Linked DNA regions of Homo sapiens: region 1 is linked to region 2. A link is a loop called in an ENCODE intact Hi-C map of the cell type or tissue named here. Cell type or tissue: heart right ventricle. All regions are shown on one strand. Links, peaks and the distances in the headings refer to the core of each region. The heading gives the core; the rest is flanking DNA. Region 1 has its middle 130 kb from the start of P2RY1. Region 2 has its middle 240 kb from the start of MBNL1-AS1.

Region 1 (9,917 bases), core at 1,170-9,169, 450 kb before region 2:
TATTCTTTGATTAGGGCAGTTCTACTCCCTGGGAGTGAATTCTGTGGTTCTTGGATGTACTTAGTCTTTGGACTCTTTATTTTGCCCTCTGAATCATATCTCCTTTTCCATAGAAATAACTACCATTTAGAGTTGTGTAGCTTTTTCAGCCTGCTTTCTACCCATAGGAGCTTGGGGGCCCAGATGCTTTTTAATTTTAAATTGTCTTTGTACTATTTGGTCCAAGCTTTTACAATTCTTTAAAAAATGATGTGGGTTTTCCATGTATCAAATTACAATCTCTATTAGAAAAAAACACCTACAAATTTCAAGCAGGCCTATCTCTACCTTGGGCTATGGGACATCTTAAAAATTCTTAGAAGCTCTTTTTTGTGTATGTGATAAACAGAGTATAAGAATAATGCCTTTATGGGGCTGGGCGTGGTGTCTCATGCCTGTAACCCTAGCACTTTGGGAGGCCAAAGCAGGCAGACCACTTGAGGCCAGGAGTTTGAGACTAGCCTGGCCAATATGATGAAACTCTGTCTCTACCAAAAATACAAAAATTAGTCAGGTGTGCTGGTGCATGCCTATAGTCCCGACTACTGGGGAGGCTGAGGCACGAGAATCACTTGACACTGGGAGGTGGAGGTTGAAGTGAGCTGAGATAGCACCATTGCACTCCAGCCTGGGTGAGAGAGTGAGATCCTGTCTCAAAAAAATTTAAAAAATAATAATAAAATAAATAAAAGATTCTTGGAGGCCCACTTTTTTAACTGAGAGAGTCTATGAGACTTGATCTTAAGATTCTTAGAAGTTCTTTTGTCTGGCTGGGAGCATCTAAAAGGTACTCCATTACATTTTTCTGAGATCTCAACACAGAATCTTACAACCACACCCCTGCACTAATCTTGGCTGTGAGGTGGTGTTTTCCTGGCAGTGCCCTGGCATTGCCTCTAGGTTTCAATTTACTTTGAGTATATTTTGTGACCTGGGAGTTTGAGAATGACAAAAAAATTTATTTTCCAAACCAGTGATTCTGGGATTGGAAATGTTTCCTCTATATGCTACTTGAAAACAGAACAACTTTTTCTTCAGTTCATCTATTTTTTTTCTTATCACACACAATTAAAAAACAACACTTGGCACTTTCAAAAAATGCCATCTGAAAATGTTCTTAGTTATATCTACAAGCCATCTTCCATACTATTGCAAGCAAAAATGTTGCCAAATGTTTTACGACTACATAACATGGGTAATCTTTTCTTCAGTCTTCAATAACAATGTCCTTACAGTCTGTCCAGCCTCCATTTATAATTTTTGAGGGCTTTCTGCCCTATGCTAGCTACTAGTCCTAAAGCCAATTACATATATTTTAGGTTTTTTTTTTAATAGAAACACTTTACCTCCAGGTATCAATTTTAATTTCAGTTCTAAAACCACCTTTGCAAAATTATGACAGTAAGAGAAATCTGACATAGTTGACTCCATCTTGCTTCTGACCTCCACACTATCCTTGATCCTTCCTGGGTGTAGACCACACTAACTTTGGGAAGAATTCAGTTTATAGTTTAACTTTGAAGCAAGGATCATAATAGTTTCTCCCTACAACTAATCCCTTCCCTGTTCGTGGGCTGTTTTTAAGACTAATGAAAGGTCACAAGATTAGTACTATAGGAGAGGCCAGAGTTCTGCTAAAATGAAGGCACAGTTTCTATAATCCCTGACTTCTCAGGAAGTCACAAGATTTGTAACTTCCCCAATTGCTACTATATATAACATCATTATTGTAGAATCTAAGTGTTTTTTAAAAGATGTTTTTCAGACTGACCCCACCTGGACTTATGACTCATGACTCAACTGGTCCTGTAGCCCCACCCAGAGATAAGCTCAGTGCACAGGGACCATTTTCCACACCCCTATAATTTTATCTTCAACCAGTCAGCAGCACCCTTCCCCTAGCCCCCTGCCTACCAAATTGTCCATAAAACCCCTAGCCTTTGAGCCTCTGGGGAGACTGAAGACAAGACTGAAGACTGGGAGAAGAACTCCAGTTCTTCTGTGTGGCCAGGCTGGAGTCAATAAAACTCTTTCTCTACTCCAATTGCATGATCTCAGTGAACTGGTTTTATCTGTGCTATGGGCAGGAGGGACTCTCCAGGTGATTATAGTTCTAACGGTACCACTAACAAAAATGCAGAACATTTAACAAATACACTTATCCTTAAATATAGTAGCACCAAGAAACCAAGATTCACAGATTTACTAGTGGTTCTTCATGGCTATCTCTATCATCTTTTAATAATAACATACTCATGAGTTATATAGCCCAGATGTAAATTTTTTTTCTGGTGATAAATTATGAAAATTAGTAGACCAAAACCAGGGCATCAAAAATTTGTTCTTAAGAGATTGTTTTAAATATTGTTTTCTATTACAGACTCCGCATTCTCCTCTATTCTCCCAGTCACCTAGACTCAAAAATGTAAAACTATCTTGAGTTTTTTCTCTTTCCTACCCTCCTGCTAGTCACTCATTATATTCTATAGATTCGGCCTTTGCAGAATCTTTCATATCAATCCCATCTTCTCCATGGCTTTTACTGAGTTCAATCGTCTCCTGCAGGATAATTTGAAATACTGTATATTGTTTTTTTGCCCTTGTAATAGAGCTCCTAAAACCCCTGGAATTTCCTGAGTGATAGGAGTATTTATTTTTTGATAGTCACAATAAGCCCCTTTGATAACACTTGAATTCATGCTAATGAGGTTACATGGGGTGGGACCTAATAGCCCCAGAATAGGGCTGGTCACGAGAAAGACCAAGTAATTAGACAACTAGAGAGTACTTTCAGCTTCACTCACCAACCTCTAGGAAAGGTGGGGCAAGGGGGCTAAAGAGCATGCTCTATAAAAATTCTTAAACAATGGCCAGGTGCTGTGACTCACTCCTGTAATCCCAGCACTTTGGGAGGCCAAGGCAGGCGGATCTCCTGAGGTCAGGAGCTTGAGACCAGCCTGGCCAACATGGCGAAACCCCATCTCTACTAAAAATACAAAAATTAGCCGGGCATGGTGGCAGGTGCCTGTAATCCCAGCTATTCAGGAGGCTGAGGCAGGAGAATCACTTGAACCCAGGATGTGGAGGTTGCAGTGAGCCAAGATCATGCCATTGCACTCCAGCCTATCAGGGGTTTTTGCTTTTGTGTCTCTCTCATTTTCTCTTGGTACCACCATGTAAGAAGTGCCTTTCGTCTCCCACCATGATTCTGAGGCCTCCCCAGCCATGTGGAACTGTAAGTCCAATTAAACCTTTTTCTTCCTAGTCTCAGGTATGTCTTTATTGGGTATGAAAACGGACTAATACAGTCAACTGGTATCAGTAGAACGGGTGTTGCTGAAAAGATACCTGAAAATGTGGAAGTGATTTTGGAACTGGGTAACAGGCAGAGGTTGGAATAGTTTGGAGGGCTCAGAAGAAGACAGGAAAATGTGGGAAAGTTTGGAACTTCCTAGAGACTTGTTGAATGGCTTTGACCAAAAGCCTGATAGTGACATATATAATAAGGTGTAGGCTGAGGTGGTCTCAGATGGAGATGAGGAACTTGTTGGGAACTGGAGCAAAGGTGACTCTTGTGATGCTTTAGCAAAGGGACTAGCAGCATTTTGCCCTGCCCTAGAGACTTGTGAAACTTTGAACTTGAGAGATGATTTAGGGTATCTGGCAGAAGACATTTCTAAGCAGCAAAGCATTCAAGAGGTGACTTTGGTACTGTTAAAAGCATTCCATTTTAAAAGGGAAACAGAGCATAAAATTTTGGAAAATTTAAGGCCTGATGATGCAGTAGAAAAGAAAAACCCATTTTTCTGAGGGAAAATGTAAGCCGGCTGCAGAAATTTGCATAAGAAACAAAGAGCTGAATGTTAATCCCCAAGACAATGGGGAAAATGTCTCCAGAGAATGTCATAGGTCTTCATGCAGCCCCTCCCATCACAGACCCAGAGGCCTAGGAGGAAAAAGTGGTTTTGTAGGCCTGGCCCAGGGTCCCCATGCTGTGTGCAGCCTAGGGACTTGGTGCCCTGTGTCCCAGCTGCTCCAGCCATTGTTAAAAGGGGCCAAGGTACTGCTCAGCCCATGGTTTCACAGGTTGCAAGCCCCAAACTTTGGTGGCTTCCATGTAGTGTTGAGCCTGTGGGTGCACAGAAGTCAAGAACTGGGGTTTGGGAACCTCTGCCTAGATTTCAGAAGATGTATGGAAATGCCTGGATGCCCAAGCAAAAGTTTGCTGCAGGGGTGGGGCCCTAATGGAGAACCTCTGCTAGGGCAGTGTGGAAGGGGAATGTGGGGTCAAAGCCCCCACACAAAGTCCCTACTGGGGCACTGCCTAGTGGAGCTGTAACAAGAGGGCCACCGTCCTCCAGACCCCAGAATGATAGATCCACCGACAGCGTGCACTGTGTGCCTGGAAAAGCTGCAGACAACACCGGCCTGTGAAAGCAGCCGGGAGGGAGGCTGTACCCTGCAAAGCCACAGGGGTGGAGCTTCCTATGACCATGGGAGCCCACTTCTTCCATCAGTGTGACTGGATGTGAGATATGGAGTCAAAGGAGATCATTTTGGGGCTTTAAAATTTGACTGTCCCGCTGGATTTTGGACTTGCCTGGGCCCGGTAACCCCTTTGTTTTGGTCAATTTCTCTCATTTGGAATGGCTGTATTTACCTAATACCTGTATCCCCATTGTATCTAGGAAGTAACTAGCTTGCTTTTGATTTTACAAGCTCATAGACAGAAGGGACTTGCCTATGTACATGTATGTATACACACAAACACATATAGTTATGTACCACTGAACAACATTTCAGTCAGTGGCAGATCACATATTTAACAGTGGTACCAAAAGATTGTGTGTTTACGATACCTTTTCTGTTTAGATACACAAATACTTACCATTGTGTTACAATTGCCTGCAGTCTTCAGTACAATAACTATATAAATGACTGTAGTACTAAGTGTTACATAGTATGAGGATGGATGTTACAATGAATTGCTTTAGGAGATAACAGAAGAGAAAGGAGTATGTCCCTCTGGGCAAAGTGAAAAGATTTCGTGGAGAAGATGGCATTAGACTATTTGGTTTGTAGGCATACACATGGTCATAAGAGACGACATGACAAGCTGGGGAGAGGAGTACAGGCAATGTGTAAGAAGCAGTGAGCAGATAATTTTGCTGGAGTGTGTGTGGCCTCAATGGAAATAATAGGAAATAAGGCTGGAATGGTACTATAGCGAAAGCATCAACACTACTTCCATTTGGTAATGATTTACTCTGTGAAGGAAAGCAAATGAAGCATCTGGACAGATGCCTAAAAATGTGGAAATGTACTCCCCGGACTGGTTTGAGTTTGGCAACATGCTTTAGATTTGTAGACTGAGAGTTGTATTGATCAAGGTATTCAAGCACACAAGAAAGTGTAACCAGAATTTGGGTAAACTACCACCAGGTGGTAGCAGATATGCTGATTTCATGATCCAGATGACTGGATTTAAGCTGAGCCAGTTCAGAATTCTGTTTCCAGTCTCTTATGCATGTATATGTTTGTTTGCATAGCATATAATCATATCGAGACCCATATTTGTGTAAAATAATTTGCTTCAAACAATATAACAGCATCCATATTGACAGAAACAATACAACGTGTTTCTCTGTCAAACATTTTATTCTTACCTGCAGAATGTACAGGGATATAATCTAATCCAATGAGGAGGTTGGAAACTACTATTCCAGATATCATTTCAAATAAATAAGAAAATATACATCTTTATTTGGAAATCTTCTGCTTGAAAATTGAGGTTGGAAGCTGAGTTAAAACTGAGAGAGATTGGGGAGAGGTCAAGATTTGGCTTATTCACAGAGAGTGGGTGGAATATAAGGGCTTCAGATGGCAGGCAAATCTACTAGAGACATTGCTAGAGTCTTCTTAGATCATCTAACAATCCTTCCAACAGCCCTGTGAAGTAGAAAGTATTATCTCCGTTGAAACATAAGGAGACTGTAGTTCGAAGGGCTTAAGCAATTATCTAACTTATTTGTACAAATGAGTAACAGATCTGGAATTTGAACTCACCTCTGGCTTCCACTTCATGTCTTTGTTTTAATTTAGTTCTCACTGAGATTTAGCATTTCCTTCAGTTATGCATGTAGGTAACAAACAACGAATATAATTTATAGATATTTTCATATCAAATTAGTTATTTTATATATATATATAAAATTTTTGAGACAGAGTCTCATTCTGTTGCTCAGGCTGGAGTGCAATGGTGCAATCTCGGCTAACCACAACCTCCGCCTCCCGAGTTCAAGCAATTCTCCTGCCTCAGCCCCTGAGTAGCTGGGATCTATCCGCCACCACACCCAGCTAATTTGTTTGTAGTTTTAGGAGAGACGGGGTTTCACCATATTGGTCAGGCTTGTCTCGAACTCCTGACCTCAGGTGATCCACCCACCTTGGCCTCCCAAAGTACTGGGATTACAGGTGTGAGCCACCCCACCTGGCCATATATTGATATCTTGTATATTCCCATGACTACTTCCAAATCATTGTAGTGACTGGACTCACCACTACAGCTATTATTTATGCATTTACATTCTTGAGGCAGCTTTATGCTGCATTTTTATTTTAGAAGATTATACTATATGACATTTCAATGAATTGAGGCTCAAGAAGGTAAAGTATTGTGTATTATTTTCTTTTTTTCTTTTCCTGGGCTTTAACAGTGCAGAATTGTAGAATCACGATTTTTCATTCATTGTAAATTTAATTGACTTCATGAATCCAGCAGTTGCAGTTTGAAGATTTGTTATCAATATGACATTTATTCATTTGTAAGTGTTTTGTTCTTTCCCTCTGGAAGCTTTTAGAATTTTTTTCTTTTTTATGCTACTCTGAAATTTCACTATAAATGCCTCCTTATCTAATCTCTTTGGTATTCCTTGTGTCCTTTCAATCTGAACATATACATACACACACACATACTGTGTGTGTACGTGTGTGTGTGTGTGTATGCTGATCCAAGTGCTGAGTATTCATGTATATAGTCACATGGGTATATAGGCAACTACCACAAAGATGAAGGTATGGAATATTATCAGCAGACAAAAAGCTTTCTCATACCCTCTCACAGTCAATAGCCATTTGAAGGTAGTCATTGTTCTGATCTCTATCATTCTGGTTTAGTTTTGTTTTAAAAATTAATTTAAATGAATCACATAATATATACTTTTTTGTGTCTGGTTTCTTTTGTTCAAACTTATGTATGAGCAATTCATGCATTATTTATTCATCAGATGTTGGGTTCTCTAAAAACACATACTGGGCGGGGAAGAGAGTTGAACTGTGATGCAGGCTTGATAAAACCTCTGTTGAGTATTGCCCATCACAGCGTCCTACGCTGAGTTGAAATGGCTAAGCATTTACACCCTTCCCTACATATTCAGTACCTAGGTGTGAACTGCCCTGCAAAGGGCAGACCACAAACAAGGCAATTTGCAATTGAGGCAGTCCATGGAAGAGGTGGACAGGTGTAAGGTATCTGCTGATTGTTGTGACTGGTCAGTCAATTCTAGGGTAGGATTTTTAAAAAAGGAAAGAAATGGGCTGAAAATAAGTAATATGAATGTGAGATTAATATCCTACTGCTTTGAAATAAGTGAAAGCTTCTTTTTAAAATCCTTATAAAAGAAATATTTTTTTTGGAAGCTGCATCTGGGTAACACATTATCACTTTTTTTTTAGATGGAGTCTCACTCTGTCGCCCAGGCTGTAGTGCAATGGTGCTATCTCAGCTCACTGCAACCTCTGCCTCCTGGGTTCAAGCCATTCTCCTGCCTGAGCCTCCCGAGTAGCTGGGACTACAGGCGTGCACCTCATGCCCGGCTAATTTTTTTATATTTTTAGTAGAGATGGGGTTTCACCATGTTGACCAGGCTGGTCTCAATCTCCTGACCTCAAGTGATCTGCCCACCTCAGCCTCTCAAAGTACTGGGATTATAGGCATGAACCACCGCACTGGCCACATGATCACATTTTTGCTGTGTGATATTATATCATATGAATATAGCTTTACAATAGGTCTTGATTTCTGATAGTTTAAGTCTATAGTTTTATACTTCTTCAAAATTGCCTTGGCTATTTCTAACTTTTTGAATCTTCATATGAATTTTAGAATTACCACGTTAATTTTGACACATACAGCAAAATATACTGTCTGGGAGAAGTTAGTGCCTAAAAGGGGCTAATTCATCAGGGAAAATGTGTGGAAGCTGATGGAGACAATGAGCTGGATCCCATATAGCTGAGGTATGACTGCAGTGCACTCTAACTTCTCTCACTGAACTCTAGCACAGTTTAAACATTTTCACTGATTTGCATTAGTGGGTTTATTACAGCAGGGTTTGGTCTGCACAGTAAATATTTTGCAAGTTGTTATAGTTTTGTGTAGTGTTGTTATAACGGATAGAAATATTCAGATAGTCAGAATTTGTATGCTAAAGAAAACATGTATTCTATGATTACACACACATTTCTATCTCTTAATTTATACTTTGTGAACTATGTTTATTGGGAATGTATGGTGGAATTTTGTAATACATTTTATTCTGTTAATGCAGCTTTGGTGGACATTGTGAGCAGAAGCCTACAGAACCTAGTAATGAATGTAGCTAGCCATTTCATACTCCAGTGCCTACAGCTGAACACGGAGTAAGGAAAGTAAATGGTAGTTTAGTCTTCCTGGCTACTGTGTCATTTCCAGTTGGGGAATGTAATATGTTAAATTGAGTTGAGACACATTATTACACTGATGCATGCCTCCCTTGATTGTAAATAATAAATCTGTGGTATTTTAAAACAGTGGGACAATGCTTTCAATCTGGATAGAGTAAAATTTAGTATGGCAGCCAATATATGTTTAGTTCCAATTAAATACAAATAGAATCTTTGGTATTGTTAGAAGGCGCTTCTGACAATGAATTAAAGTGTAGATTAGGTAAATAAAAATGTATGTAATATAAACATAAATCTGTGTAGACAGATGTATGAGGGGACATGTGAAATGGTGAAAAGATGGAATTCAAAGATACTGAAGACTTGAATCTCAGTTCTAGAATCATGACTCACTAGTTATATTTGAAGAAGGTACTCAGTTACTTCATTAGCAAAGTGAAAGCTGTTTATGTAATCGCTTCACTTTGCTCAGGTCTTTGATAGGCACATATTTAGCAATGCTCCCTCACCTCCCATTTGCAGCTAATAATTGTATAGCTGTGAGCTGACCTTTGGTTCCAATTCTAATTTTTGGAGTAACTGGCTTTAAGGCTATGTTGAAAAGAATTCTGAGGTCTCCTCTGGGCTTGGTAAGAATGAGCGACATAATGGATAAATGATGTTTGCTTTAGACATGGGAGGAGGACATGACCATACATGAGCCACAGGTTGGCTTTCCCTGCTACATTTACTACTTCAGAACTACAGTAAGAGTAATGGTTTTTGAACTGGAAAACTTAATTACATAAACCAGAGGAAGATAAATTATCATTTGTTGGATACATTATGTATGATAGAAATTATAGTAATAATCTTTGGACCCTCCCCTTTCCTTTCTGCCACCAAGCTGGACTGGGACAAAGGTTTATAGTGATGTTAACACTATGTCTACCACTCTCTCATATGGGAGAGTCCTGAATGCATTAACTTAGTAATGTGACATTGGGGTAAACATTTTTCACCTGATGCAATTCAAACATTCCATTTTCTTCTTAACAGGGCTGATGTCCCAAAAGTCTTATTCTTTTCCATGCACCAAAAATCAAACCAAACAAAACCAAGAAAAAACACCCACAAAATTTTAAATAGCATTTAGCATTTCTTTAATGTCTCTC
Region 2 (12,812 bases), core at 2,198-10,197:
TGTTTCATTACTGACTTACAAAATTCTTAAGAATTTCTCAATTGGTTCCTGCAAGTAGGTATAAGCTGGCTTCTCCAGCACATTGCTGAAAGGAAAATATTTTAGTCCCACAGAGAAGCAAACACCTGAAAAAGGATTAGTTTATTCGTAAACTTCCAAATAAACATAATCTCATTAATAACAATGGGAAAGATTTCTAATTCCCTCCCCAAATCCAATTTTCCCCTATGTAATTCTTTTCTGTAAATTTCCCACATAACACCAATGTATAATTTTCCCTTATTTCTTAACAACAGAAATTTGATTTCATTATGTTTAGCAATGCATTCAGCTAAAATACAATATTTCCATCTTAAAGAAAAAGGAAGGCATGTGACTGAGTTTAGGTTAATGATATTTGGGCAAAAGTTGTTGGGTAGGGTTCTAGAAACCTTTCTCTCTGTGTGTGTGTGTGTGTGTGTGTGTGTGTGCGCGTGTGCACGTGTGTGTGTATCCAGCTGGCATTCATCCCTTTGCAGAACCACCTTTCTTTTCTCTTCCTTCTTTGCACTTGTATATGAAAAATAGACTCCGGGCAGCCGTCTTGTGAGCATGAGGTGGTTCTGAGGATGTAAACTTTAACAGAAGTGTTCTGAGAGTTTGATAATATAATATAGCCAAAGTAGTCAATATACTACCAAACTTGAACAGCCTGCTTCTGGACTCCATGGTACATAAGCAAAAAGTTAATGTATTTTTAAGCCACTTATTTTTAGATCTTTCTAACTTCCAACTAAATACTATTTCTTTCTTTCTTTTTCTTTCTTTCTTTCTTTTTTTTTTTATTTTTAAGATGGAGTCTCTCTCTGTTGCTCAGGCTGGAGTGCAATGGCATGATCTTGGCTCACTGCAATCTCCACCTCTGGGTTCAAGCGATTCCATGCCTCAGTCACCCGAGTAGCTGGGACTACAGGCACCCACCACCATAACTAGCTAAATTTTTGTATTTTTGGTAGAGACAGGGTTTCACCATGTTGGCCAGGCTGGTGTCAAACTCTTGAAACTCTTGAACTCAAGGGCCTCAGCCTCCCAAAGTGCTGAGATTACAGGCGTAAGCCAACACACCCAGCCCCTAATACCATTTCTAAATGATGATACAGTTAACATTTATTGAGCATCTACCATGTGCCAGACACCATCCTAAGTAATTTTCAAGTGTTACTTCTAGAAAGATAGTGACATTCTATGCAGGTTAGACATCCTTAGTTTGTGATATTTTTATAGACTCATTTGTCCCATGAAGGATTAATTAACTTTATTCTTTATTTTTTAAGACAGGGTCTTGCTCTGTTGCTCAGTCTGGAGCACAGTGGGGCGGTCACAGCTCACTTCCACCTTGCCCTCCCAGGCTCAAGTGATCCTCTCAACCCAGCCTCTGGAGTAGCTGGGGCTACAGGTGCACACCACCATACCCAGCTAATTTTTTTGTATTTTTTGTAGAGACAGGATTTCACCATGTTGCCCAGGCTGGTCTTGAACCCCTGGGCTCAAGCAATCCACGCACCTCAGCCTCCCAAAGTGCTAGAATTAGAAGCGTGAGCCACTGCACCCAGCCTGATTAACTTTAACTGTATAAATGGTCACACCTTCCCTTCAGCAGAAAATAGATTTTCTAAGAGTTAGATGTATCCTTTCATGCTACAAGGAGTACTTACTCGATTTCTGCTCAAAAAAGTATTAACAACTCTATTTCATTTGACTTTTATGTGCTAGTCTAGTATTCAGTTCACTGTTTGCAACAACATATATCAATTCACAATAACAGGCAGTTAAATATGATTGACTATAGGAAGCACTGTTCTGATGTTCTATAGCTTTCCTATAAATATTTATTTGTGGTAATTCTGCTCCATTTCTCCATACAGTTCTAAAAATTTCTTTAAAATTATATTATTAAACTTAAAATACTCAGACATGGAATTCCTACTGGAATTGCAGACATAAGGAACTAACATTTCTAGTTCCTTCCAATAAATCTGTGACAGCACTTCAAAATATAACAGCTCATTGAAATTGGCTCCCAGGAAGAAAAGTTGATAATCAGCTAGAAGAATGAAGCCTTTGGCATGCTTGTCAATCATATCTAATCATATCTAATGTTGTATCGTGTGAAAGAAGGTAATCAATTCTGAATGGTATCTCTTAAGAAAAGCAGCTTTTATTATAATCAGGCTTTTTCTTAAATTTAACTTTTGAAAAAAATCTCAATTCCTCTTTTCTGAAATACCAAGAAGGCCCCTTTTGAATTATTTTGCCTTGTCTAACAGTTCATGCTATGGTTCATCTTTTTTGAGATCTAAAATTAAAATTGAGGGGTTTTTTTGGTTTTTGTTTGGTTTAGTTTTTTTAGTCCACAAAATGGAGCTATTAATAATTATTGTCACCTAACAACCTTCACCAAATCAGTCTTGATGTCGTCACCTTCACTCAGGACTGCCTTTCTATTTTATTTTATTTTATTTTATTTTATTTTATTTTATTTTATTTTATTTTATTTTATTTTATTATTATTTTTTGAGACTGAATCTAGCTCTGTCACCCAGGCTGGAGTGCAATGGCATGATCTTGGCTCACTGCAACCTCTGCCTCCCAGATTGAAGCAATTCTCCTGCCTCAACCTCCTGAGTAGCTGGGATTACAGGTGCCCGCCCCCACGCCCAGCTAATTTTTTTGTATTTTTAGTAGAGACGGGGTTTCACTGTGTTGGCCAGGCTGGTACCTTTCTATTTTATAGCAGTAACAAAAGTATCCTGAGCAAAGTTGGAATTCCAGAGGAAGCTGTAGACATATATTCTAAAATATATATCCCTTTTTTTCACTCTACCATGACATGTTTTTAAAGACAATCTTTTCTTCAGTTAGTTATTCATTGTGTATGATAAAGGGAAAATAATTCTGATTTACTTATGGGTTTTCTCCTTTGCATTTCTTCCTCTTTAAACTGTGAGAATTCTTGTTTGGTTTGTTTGTTTTCTGAAAACAGGGTCTCACCCTGTCACCCAAGCTGGAGTGCAGTGGTGCAGTCATGGATTATTGCAGCCTCAACCTCCTTGGCTCAAGGGATCCTCCCACCTTAGCCTCCCTAGTAGCTGAGACAACAGGCACATGCCACCATACCAGGATATATATATATATATAAAATGTGTGTGTGTGTATATATATATATAGTAGGGACAGGGTCTCACTATATTGAGCAATCTGGTCTCAAACTCTCAGCCTCAAGTTATCTTCCCACCTCGGCCTCCCAAAGTGTTGGGATTACAGGTTTAAGCTACTACACCCAGCCTGAATGTGAGAATTCTAAAGCAGTACATTGAAAAATCATATATACACAAGGATTTAAGTAATTGGCTTTGTTGTTGTTGATCAAAATTTGTTTGAAAATTCCAGGTTTGTATGAATTAACTACTTTGTAAAAGCGAGAGCTGTTGCTTTTCTGATGCCTATTCACAGGGAGGAAACGTCTGACGGGTGGGAGAAAGCTCCATGGGGTTCAGGGTTGAGTCTTCTTGTTTTTCTGTGCCTTTACACAATGTCTTATCTTGAGCCTGAGACAGAGAATAACTAATTGGTCAAGTTTGCCGAGTCCTTACTCTACACCAGGCACTGTGTTAGGCGTGTGATATGTGTACTTTCACTTCAACTTCACAGTAAACCTAAGAGTTTAGCATGGTCGTTATCCTTATTTCTCAGATGAGGAAATAGAAACTTGATCACAGCTATGGTCACAGTCCTAAATAGTAGAGCCTGAACTCAGTCAGCATTGTTTAACCCCAAGGTCTTTGAACTTAACCTTCAGTTTGCCATCATGAACACTAGTAGACATACAATGCATACTTAATGATCGCATAGTGGAGCTAAAGGCCTGTCATGAACACATCCCTTTAAAAGTCCTCTCCTTTAAAAATAAATCTCTGCTCAGCCCACTGATTACAGTTTTACTGGCCTTATGGAACCATTCTAGGCCACTGAATAGATTAGAATAAAGAAACTTATAAACTTTTCCTATTTTACAATTTAAATAAAAACAAAAAAGAACCTAGCTTATGTAATCACTTGTAAGACCATTTAAGAGATGCATAATATCATAGATCTGCTAAATTATTTTTAATCCGTGTCATATTTTTTTCATTTGGGTTCTTTGCAAAGAAAACCTCAAAAACCCTCTACAATGAACTTTCAGCCAGACAGTTTAAACTTGAAATTTATCTCCAATACACTAAAGATCACCTCAGTCATTAAAACTAAGATTAGAAAAACAATCTTCCATTTTCTTTTCATGAAATATAATTTGAAAACAGAGTACTTCACTTTAAAATAATCTAAATAAAATAACATTGCCTAGTTTCTCTTTTAAGATACAGTTTTACTTTATCAACAAAATGAAAGAAATTGAAGGTTGAAATTCTAAAGGAACAAAATAAATGAGGGTCGGCAACTTCTAGGCAGCTGATAAACAGATGTTTCTGTAGTCAAAGGTATTGTTTTTTGAAAGCAATGAAGTAATGGGGTTTCAGGTATATGTCTTATTTATTGGTCATGTTTTTCTTCCCATGTTTCTAAAACAACTTAAATCAATGTTAGTAAATATATAACGAAAGTTAAGAAAATGCAGTCAGCAGGTTTAAATGTTTTAAGAATTAAAAAAGGAGAAACATTATCTTAAAGTTTGCTGGTTTGTAAGTAGTCAAGTGAACAAACTGAATCCATCAAAAGACCATTTATTCGTATTTTAAAAAATAATACTGAAAGACACAGGAACTTGGGGGAGAGATTTTTAAATGAGAGGATAATCTTAACCATAGAAATGTCAATTTTTTGGAATGAAAAGCAACGTGTTCATAAAGGAAGCATTTGATTGACAGATGATATTCTGAACAAAAGCTTTGAGAGTTTGATCTTAGTGTCTTTTGTGAAATTTTTACATTATAAAAATGATGAATCTAGCATGTTGTTTTGAGGTATATTTGCAATTGAAGTGTTATTTCGTTAATTTTTTTCTGTTTTGTTCAATATAAATTTTGATAAGATGTTGTTTAAGCATGATAGTCTATGGATGAATCATTAATTAAGCTTTAAACAGAATACAGGGCAAATGAAATCTATATTTGCCATGAGACTGATTCTGCCTGGATTAGTGTACATTAGGTAAAATAATTCTAAACAGGATGTAGTCTCATTGAATACTCTAACCAGTGTTCTTGGATAGCTACAATAAATAATGCAAGTAATACCAAATTCAATTAATCACTAGTATTCCTGTTACATTTGTAACTTATAACATTTTATTTATGAATATTCACTTTTGTAGAATATTTTTGGCTTAAGTTGAGTTCCCTGAACAACAGGTTCTGAGATGGAAACTTGAGTGTCAGAGATCTATTAGGGAGTTTTTCTAGGAGCACCTCTAAGGAATAAAGGAAAAGAATTAAGTAGAATAATAAAACTGTGATGTACTTGTAAAAGAGTGTTCTTAAGTCAAGGCAAAGGGTCCAAGCCTTATTACCCTTCCCACACTGACCAGTCATTGGATGTAAACTACACCCAGAGGAAGGGATATACAAGGCAGCCTCTACAGAAGGAAGAGCAATTCTCCAAATAAGATGCAACTGTGAGCTCTAATCACTCAATACCCTCGGTAACTAAGTGCCTTCATCCTGAAGGTGGTGGGGTACACTGTAGTATCCACTATAATTTACAAACTCAAAGAAAAATCTTCCAATGTACTATTGGGATTATGATATCATTAATATTGAAATATAACCTGAAAAAAACGTTTTGTCATCATCAAGCTCAACCCTCTCAAAGCAGTAAAGAGGAAACAATATAGATGATATCCTATAAATCGAACAACTCTAAAGACATTGGACTAATGGTGTTCAGATGAATTTTAATTTATATATCTACTTGCCTACTGAATATCCTCATTTGTATGCCTAAATGGCGTAATAAAATGCAAAGCAAGTATTGATTTTTTCCTGCATAAATGTGCCTGTTCCCCAAGATTCCCTACTTCAGTAAGTGATACAGTCATTCTTCCAGGTGCTCAAGTTAAAATAATCTGATTCACTATATTTAGTTCTTTTGTGCACATTCAATCCATTAGGCATCTTATAGGCCCTTCTTTCAAAATACAGCTAGAATCAGACCATTTATACATTGTTATACCTTGACATAAGCTACCATCTCCACTTAGCAGCCTAAATGGTCTCTCTACTTCTCCCTTGCCTTATAATCTATTTTTCACACATCAGACAGAATTATTCTTTTAAATCTAAGAAATATCATGTCACTCCTTTGTTAAAACCTTCCAAAGACTTCATGTCCCCTTCACAACCCGCCTCACTGTCTATCTTAATCACCTACCATATTCTCTTCACTCACTCTGCTCTGCTAACTCTAGTCTTCTTGGTATTCCTCAAACACACCCAACCAAACTCACCTCCTCCCCCAGGGCCTCTTCACTTTCTGTTTTGTCTGCCCAAAATGTGGGCAAAGAGTTAAATATCTGCATAGATAGGACCCTCACTTCCCTCAGGTCTCTGTCAAACTTTGCCTATCAAAGTAGGCTTCCCTGCCTCTCCCAAATCTGTCACCCTTAATCCTCTTTCCTAACTTATTTAGCTCTTTGGTAATCTTTTTCACCACTTTTACTATCCTTTCCCAAAATGAAAATTTGTTGTAATATGCCTGTCAGTATTGATGGCAACTTATTTTGCTAAATAAATACCTAGCACATACACACATATCTGGCATCTGGCGTGGTAGAAGAAGACAAAAAATTAAAGATGATGATAGGGAAAGTATATTTTGTGGCTTTGCTTAGTAAAGAAATGTTCTAACAATTGGTGCCATCTGGAAGGGACTGACAAGAAGTAATAAGTTTTCAGCTTCCAAAGGTGTCCACAAGATGTTAGAGAACCACCTGCTGGTCATTATATTCATGACATTAATTTGAAGGTTGAAGTAAATGAATTCCAAGGTCTTACATTTCTGGGTTCATGTGATTTTATTAGAATTTTAAAGATAATTATATTTCACTGGTTTATGAATTCTTAAAATATTTTAATTCATTTTCAGGTTTGACTAGACAATCTATCTCAACATGCTTATGGTTTGCCATTAAAATGACTCTTCTTGTAAACAAGACAAAAACTGATTTCTCTTGAAGCATTCATTATGCATATGAGCACTTGATTAGAAATATGGCAACGGGAAATAAATAATCTCTCAAAAGTTCATTACTGAACGATGCTATCGTGTTCCAAATAAGCTCAGTGTGAATTTAAGACTGGCTCATTAATCATTAGAAGACAACTCTAATCAGTGGAATGTGACTCTAACTTCACTTTAAAGCAATTGTACTTGATTGAAAATAGCAGCCAATTAAGAAAAAAATACAAATGATTGGCAAGAAGGGGGAAAAGACTTTAAATCTTAGACTTATATAATGACTTCATTGATTGCTAAAAATTGAGTTGTTTAAAACTCTCAGATTGTTATAATGACCCTGAATTAATCCTGCACTATGAAAATTAGAAGAGTAATTTCTAAGATGAAGAGAGAGTATTCACTCTTTCCTTCCTTAGTAATAGAACCCAAATCATAATGGGGCTATAATACACTCTTGTAACGGACTAGATCGAAGCCAGCCCTGCTTGCAGCTAGGTGACAAAGTTCTGGACTACTGGGATGTAATTTTAAGCATGGGGGACTTCTGGGAGGGCTGCTTATTAGAATCTGACTCATTTGAGAGGTATTTTCTTTTGCCTTCCCCCTTCCTCCTTCCTATTGCCTGAAAATCAGATTTCATGAATGAAGTTTCAGAAGCCACCTTGAAGGTGACTTTGAAGAGGGAAGCCAGCTAATTGTTGAATGGCCCTATATGCCTACCTCTTTTATGTGAGAGAGAAATAAACTTTAAACTTAAGGCACTGTTGTTTGAGTTTTCAGATACATGTAGCCAAATTAAATATGGTATTACTCTAATGTATGGTATTACAGTAAGTCTAATGAAATTACTCTATGGAGTATAATGGACGGGAAAATGTAGTAAGTATAGGACTTATCTGTTCCCTGTCATAATTTCCTGCAGTATTCACTCTTCTTCTGTAACATTAGCTCAGCTTTTGTGGAACCATGACAGTTCTCTTAGTTGGTCTATGAAACAAGATGCCATTTGCCTTGTGCAAGAGGTGGGCACAGAATCCAACCTTGACCAATGAGATTTCATATGTCCTAAACTTGTCCCTTGAGTGACAAAAAGATGAAAAGTTTTTCGGGTTAATTTTTCTCCCATCATCCTGAAGAGACTGCCTTTTAATTCTAGTGAATTAGATACCGAGAACTGTTCTTTCTTAGCCCTAGTTATTTTTTTCTTCAATGCTATACTGTGAACTCTGCCATATTATCATTTATGTATATATACAATATATATTTTCATCTTTGCTTTCTTTTGAAAAGCTGTTTTCTTTTGCATTTACTTAAGAAACTGAAGTAGTTTTTGTATTCAAAATTGTACTTAACACATGGCTAAAGTTGGTCCAACAGTGGATTAGTCAAACCCAATATTATTAGTATTAAATAATTAAACTTGAAGCTTATTATGTCCACTGCACTTATCACATGGATGTAGACTGTTCTGATATCAGCTCACCCCTATGGCTTCTGAGAATTTAGCATTAGTTTTAGGCCTGCATGGAATCTTAGGTTACTGTTAGAGTACTTGGTGACAGTATAGTTTTAATGATGTCAGTGTAATATGGGCAGGTAGCTTTTCTTTTCCGTGACTCTGGAATGTACCCTTACTCAAAGCTGGCCATATCACAGATGACGCAGCTGACCATGAGAAGTATTTGAAGTGCATAAATCTATCCCTATTCTGGAAATAGCAAATAAAGGATCATATAATATTGCTGCTTACTTTAGTAGAGTTTTGAACTCACTTAGTACAACTCCAACTTAGTGCCATAGAGCTTGATTGACCTGAACCAGGTCTTACTGTAGCAGAGATGGGGCTAGAATATAAGTCAACTGACTCCAGTTCCTATGCTCTTTCCCTTACACACATTCATCAGAGTGTGCGGCTCTGATGTCAGAGCATTAGCTCTGGAGTGAGAGACCTAGGTTAGAGACTACGTGTTCTAATTTAGAGTCTAGTAAGCTGTATGACTTAACATGATGCCTATAACCTCCTAAATCTCAGTTTTCTTATTTCTGACCTGCAAACTGGTAATGATTAGATGAGTTAGTGTTCCTTGAGCATACAATAGTGTCTTGTACATGAAACTGATACATTGCTATAAATGTTGGATACAGCTATTAAGATTAATAATAATTAGGAGGCAGAGCAAGATGGCAGAACATTCCTCTGATCATCCTCAGAAAGTTCCTCTGATCATCCTCCCTGCAAGGACACCAAGTTAACAACTCTCTACACAGAAAAAAACACCTGCATAAGAATAAAAAATCAAATGAGCACTCATAGTACCTGGCTTTAACTTCGTATTGCTGAAAGAGGCAATGAAAAGATTTCTTTTTTAAGTCCTGAATCACCAATGCCGCCCGTCCTCCCACCTACCACAGCAGCAGCATGATGTGGAGAGCATTTCTGGGAACTGGGGAGGAAAAAACACAGCAATCATGAGGCACTGAGCTCAGACTGTTCTCTTAGAGCAGAAAGGAAAATGAGACCAACCTCAGCTGATGCTCGCCCACAAAGGCAACATTTAAACCAGCCCTAGTCAGAGGGGAATCACCTAGTCCAGTGGTCTGAACTTGAGTGCCTGCAAACCTCACCACCGAGGGCCACAGTGCCTTGGGTCTCTAGGTAAACATGAAAGGCAGTTCAGTCCATTAGGACTGCAACTTGTAGGCGAGTCCTAGGGCTGAACTAGGCACAGAGGTAGTGGACTGGAGGGGCATGTGACATACTGAGACACCAGTTGGGGCGGCCTAGGGAGTGCTGGCATCATTCCTCTCTTAACCCCATGCTGCGCAGCTTATGGTTCCAAAAAAGACCCCTTCCTTCTGCTTAAAGAGAGGAGAGGGAAGAGCGGGGAGGACTTTGTCTTGCATCTTTGATACCAGCTCAGCCATAGCAGAATAAGGCACTGATTAAAGTCATGAGGCCTCTATTCCAGGCCCTAATTCCCACACGACATTTCCAGACACACCCTGGGCTAGAAGGGAACCCACTGCCTTGAAGGAAAGGACTCAGTCCTGCCAGTATTCTGCTAACTGAGGAGCCCTTGGGTCCTGAATAACCAGTAGCAATAGAGAGGTGCACATCAAGGGCTTTGGTGGGCCTATGAGACTTGCTGGCTTCAGGTGATACTCACACATAACCACCTGTGGTGGCTATGGGGCAAAACTCCTTCTGCTTGAGAAAAGCACAGGGCAAAGTAAAGGGGACTTTTTCTTGCACCTTAGGTACCAACACTGCCACAAGGGAGTAGAGCGCCAAGCAGGCTCTTGGGTTCCCCAATTCCAGGACTTGACTCTCGGACAGCATTTCTGGACCTGTCCTGGGCAAGAGGGAGCCCACTGTTCTAAAGAGTGAGAACCAGGCCAGGCAGCATTTGCCACAAGCTGACTTAAGAGACCTTGGCTTTAAAGGAACTTTGGTGGTAGTCTGGCAGTATTCCTCGTGGCCAGGTGTGGCATTGGCTATGGAGGTGAGGATCCTCTGCCTTCGGAAAGGGGAAGGAAGGGTGGGAATTATGGCATCTTATGGTTTGAGTGCCAGCTCGGCCATAATATAATAGAACATCAGGTAGACTTCTAAGGTTTTTGACTCTAGTCCATGACTCCTGGATGGCACTTCTGGACCCACCCAGGGCCTGGGGGACCTTGCTACCCTGAAGGGAAAAACACAGATCTGGCTGGCTTTGCTACCTGCTGATTTTAGAGTCCAAGGGCCTTGAGCAAACATAGGTAGTATTCAGGGAGTGGTTAAAGTGGTTAAAGCAGGCCTTGGGTGAGACCCCGTGCTGTCCTGGCTTCAGGTCTGACCCATAGAAGTCATAGTGGTGGTGGACACAGGGGTGCTTGTGTCATCCATTTACAGCTTTAGGTGGTTCAAAACAGAGAGAGAGACTGTGTATTTGGGAGAAAGTAAGAGAAGAGAACAAAATTCTTTACCTGGTAATCCAGAGAACTCCCCCAGACCTTGTCCAAGGCCATCAAGGCAGTGCCTCTATGAGTCTGCAAGAACTGCAGTGTTATTAGGTTTGGGATCCCCCCTAAAGCAGAAACAGCTTAGATCACAACACCCATGTCCTTTTAAATATCTGGAAAGTCTTCCCAAGGAGGACAGCTACAAATTAGCCCAGACAGTGAAGACTATAATAAATACCTAACTCTTCAATGCTTAGACACCAAAGAACAGTTATTAGTATCAACACCATCCAGGAAAACATGACCTCACCAAATTATCTAAATAAGGCACCAGGGAACAATGCCAGATATATGTGACCTTTCAGATAGAGAATTCAAAATAGCTGTGTTGAGGAAATGCAAATAAACTCAAGATAACACAGAGATGGAATTTAGAATTCCATCGGATACATTTAACAGAGATTGAAATAATTAAAAAGAATCATGCAGAAATTTTGGAGTCGAAAAATGCAGTTGGCACACTGAAGACAGTCCTTTAACAGCAGAATGGATCAAGCAGAAGAAAGAATTAGTGAATTAAAGACAGACTATGTGAAAATACACAGTCAGAAGAAAGCCTACAGGATCTAAAAAAAGAGCCTCAAAAGGCAAATCTAAGAGTTATTGGCCTTAAAGAGGAGGAAGAGAAAGAGATAGAGGTAGAAAGTTTATTTAAAGGGATAGTAACAGAGAACTTCGCAAACCTAGAGAGAGATATTCAAGTACAAGAAGGTTATAGAACACCAAGCAGTTTTAGCTCAAAGAAGACTGCCTCAATGTGTTTAATAATCAAATTCCCAAAGGTCAAGGATTCAGAAAGGATTGAAAAGCAGCAAAAGAAAAGAAAAGAATAACATATAATAGAGCTCCAATGCATCTGGCAGCAGACTTTTAAGTGGAAACCTTGCAGGGCAAAAGAAAGTGGCATGACTTATTTAAAATGCTGAAGAAAAAAAATTTACCCAAGGAGAGTATATCCAGTGAAACTATACTTCAAGCATGGAGGAGAAATAAAGACTTTCCCAGAAAAATAAAAGCTAAGGGATTTTATTAATTCTAGATCTGTCCTACAAGAAATGCTAGAGGGAGTACTTCACACAGAAAGAAAAGGACATTCATGAGCAATGAATGTCCTGAAGGTACAAAACTTACTGGTAATAGTAAGTAAACAGGACAACACAAAGTATTATAACACTTAACTGTGTTGTATAAGCTACTTGTATCCTAAGTAGAAAGAGTAAATGATGAACCAATAAAAAATACTAACTACAACAACTTTTCAAGACATAGTAAAATAAGATGTGAATATTAATGGAAACAATAAAAATGTAAAAAAGCAGAGAGACAAAGTTAAAGCAAGGTTTTATTAGTTTCCTTTTTGCTTGTGTGTTTGTGTGGGCAAATAGTGTTAAGCTGTTATCAGATTAAGATAATGAGTTATAAGATAGTATTTGCAAATCTCATGGTAACCCTAAACCAGAAAACATACAATGGAGACACAAAAAATAAAAAGCAAGAAACTAAATCATATCAACAGAGAAAGTCACCTTCAGTAGAGGAATACAGGAATGAAAGAAAGAAGGAAGAGAGACCACAAAACAACCAGAAAGAAAATA

Evidence for each region. Hi-C counts contacts between places; a loop is a spot of excess contacts. Peaks named below come from ENCODE experiments on the same cell type or tissue, not always from the same donor. Only the 100,000 strongest peaks of a DNase experiment are listed, where the experiment ranks them.
Region 1: it touches region 2 in a loop (2.6-fold over the local background); 9 of 110 quality-filtered maps call a loop at or near these places.

What each region holds. Positions count from the first base shown.
Region 1 is chr3:152,956,981-152,966,897 of GRCh38, reverse strand. No RefSeq gene overlaps it. Among named protein-coding and RNA genes, the nearest start is that of P2RY1, 130 kb to the right of the region's middle. In heart right ventricle, for the core only: a CTCF peak has its summit at 5,461 (motif pointing right); no DNase peak of the experiment used is centred there.
Region 2 is chr3:152,503,025-152,515,836 of GRCh38, reverse strand. No RefSeq gene overlaps it. Among named protein-coding and RNA genes, the nearest start is that of MBNL1-AS1, 240 kb to the right of the region's middle. In heart right ventricle, for the core only: CTCF peaks have their summits at 6,789 and 6,988 (motif pointing left); no DNase peak of the experiment used is centred there.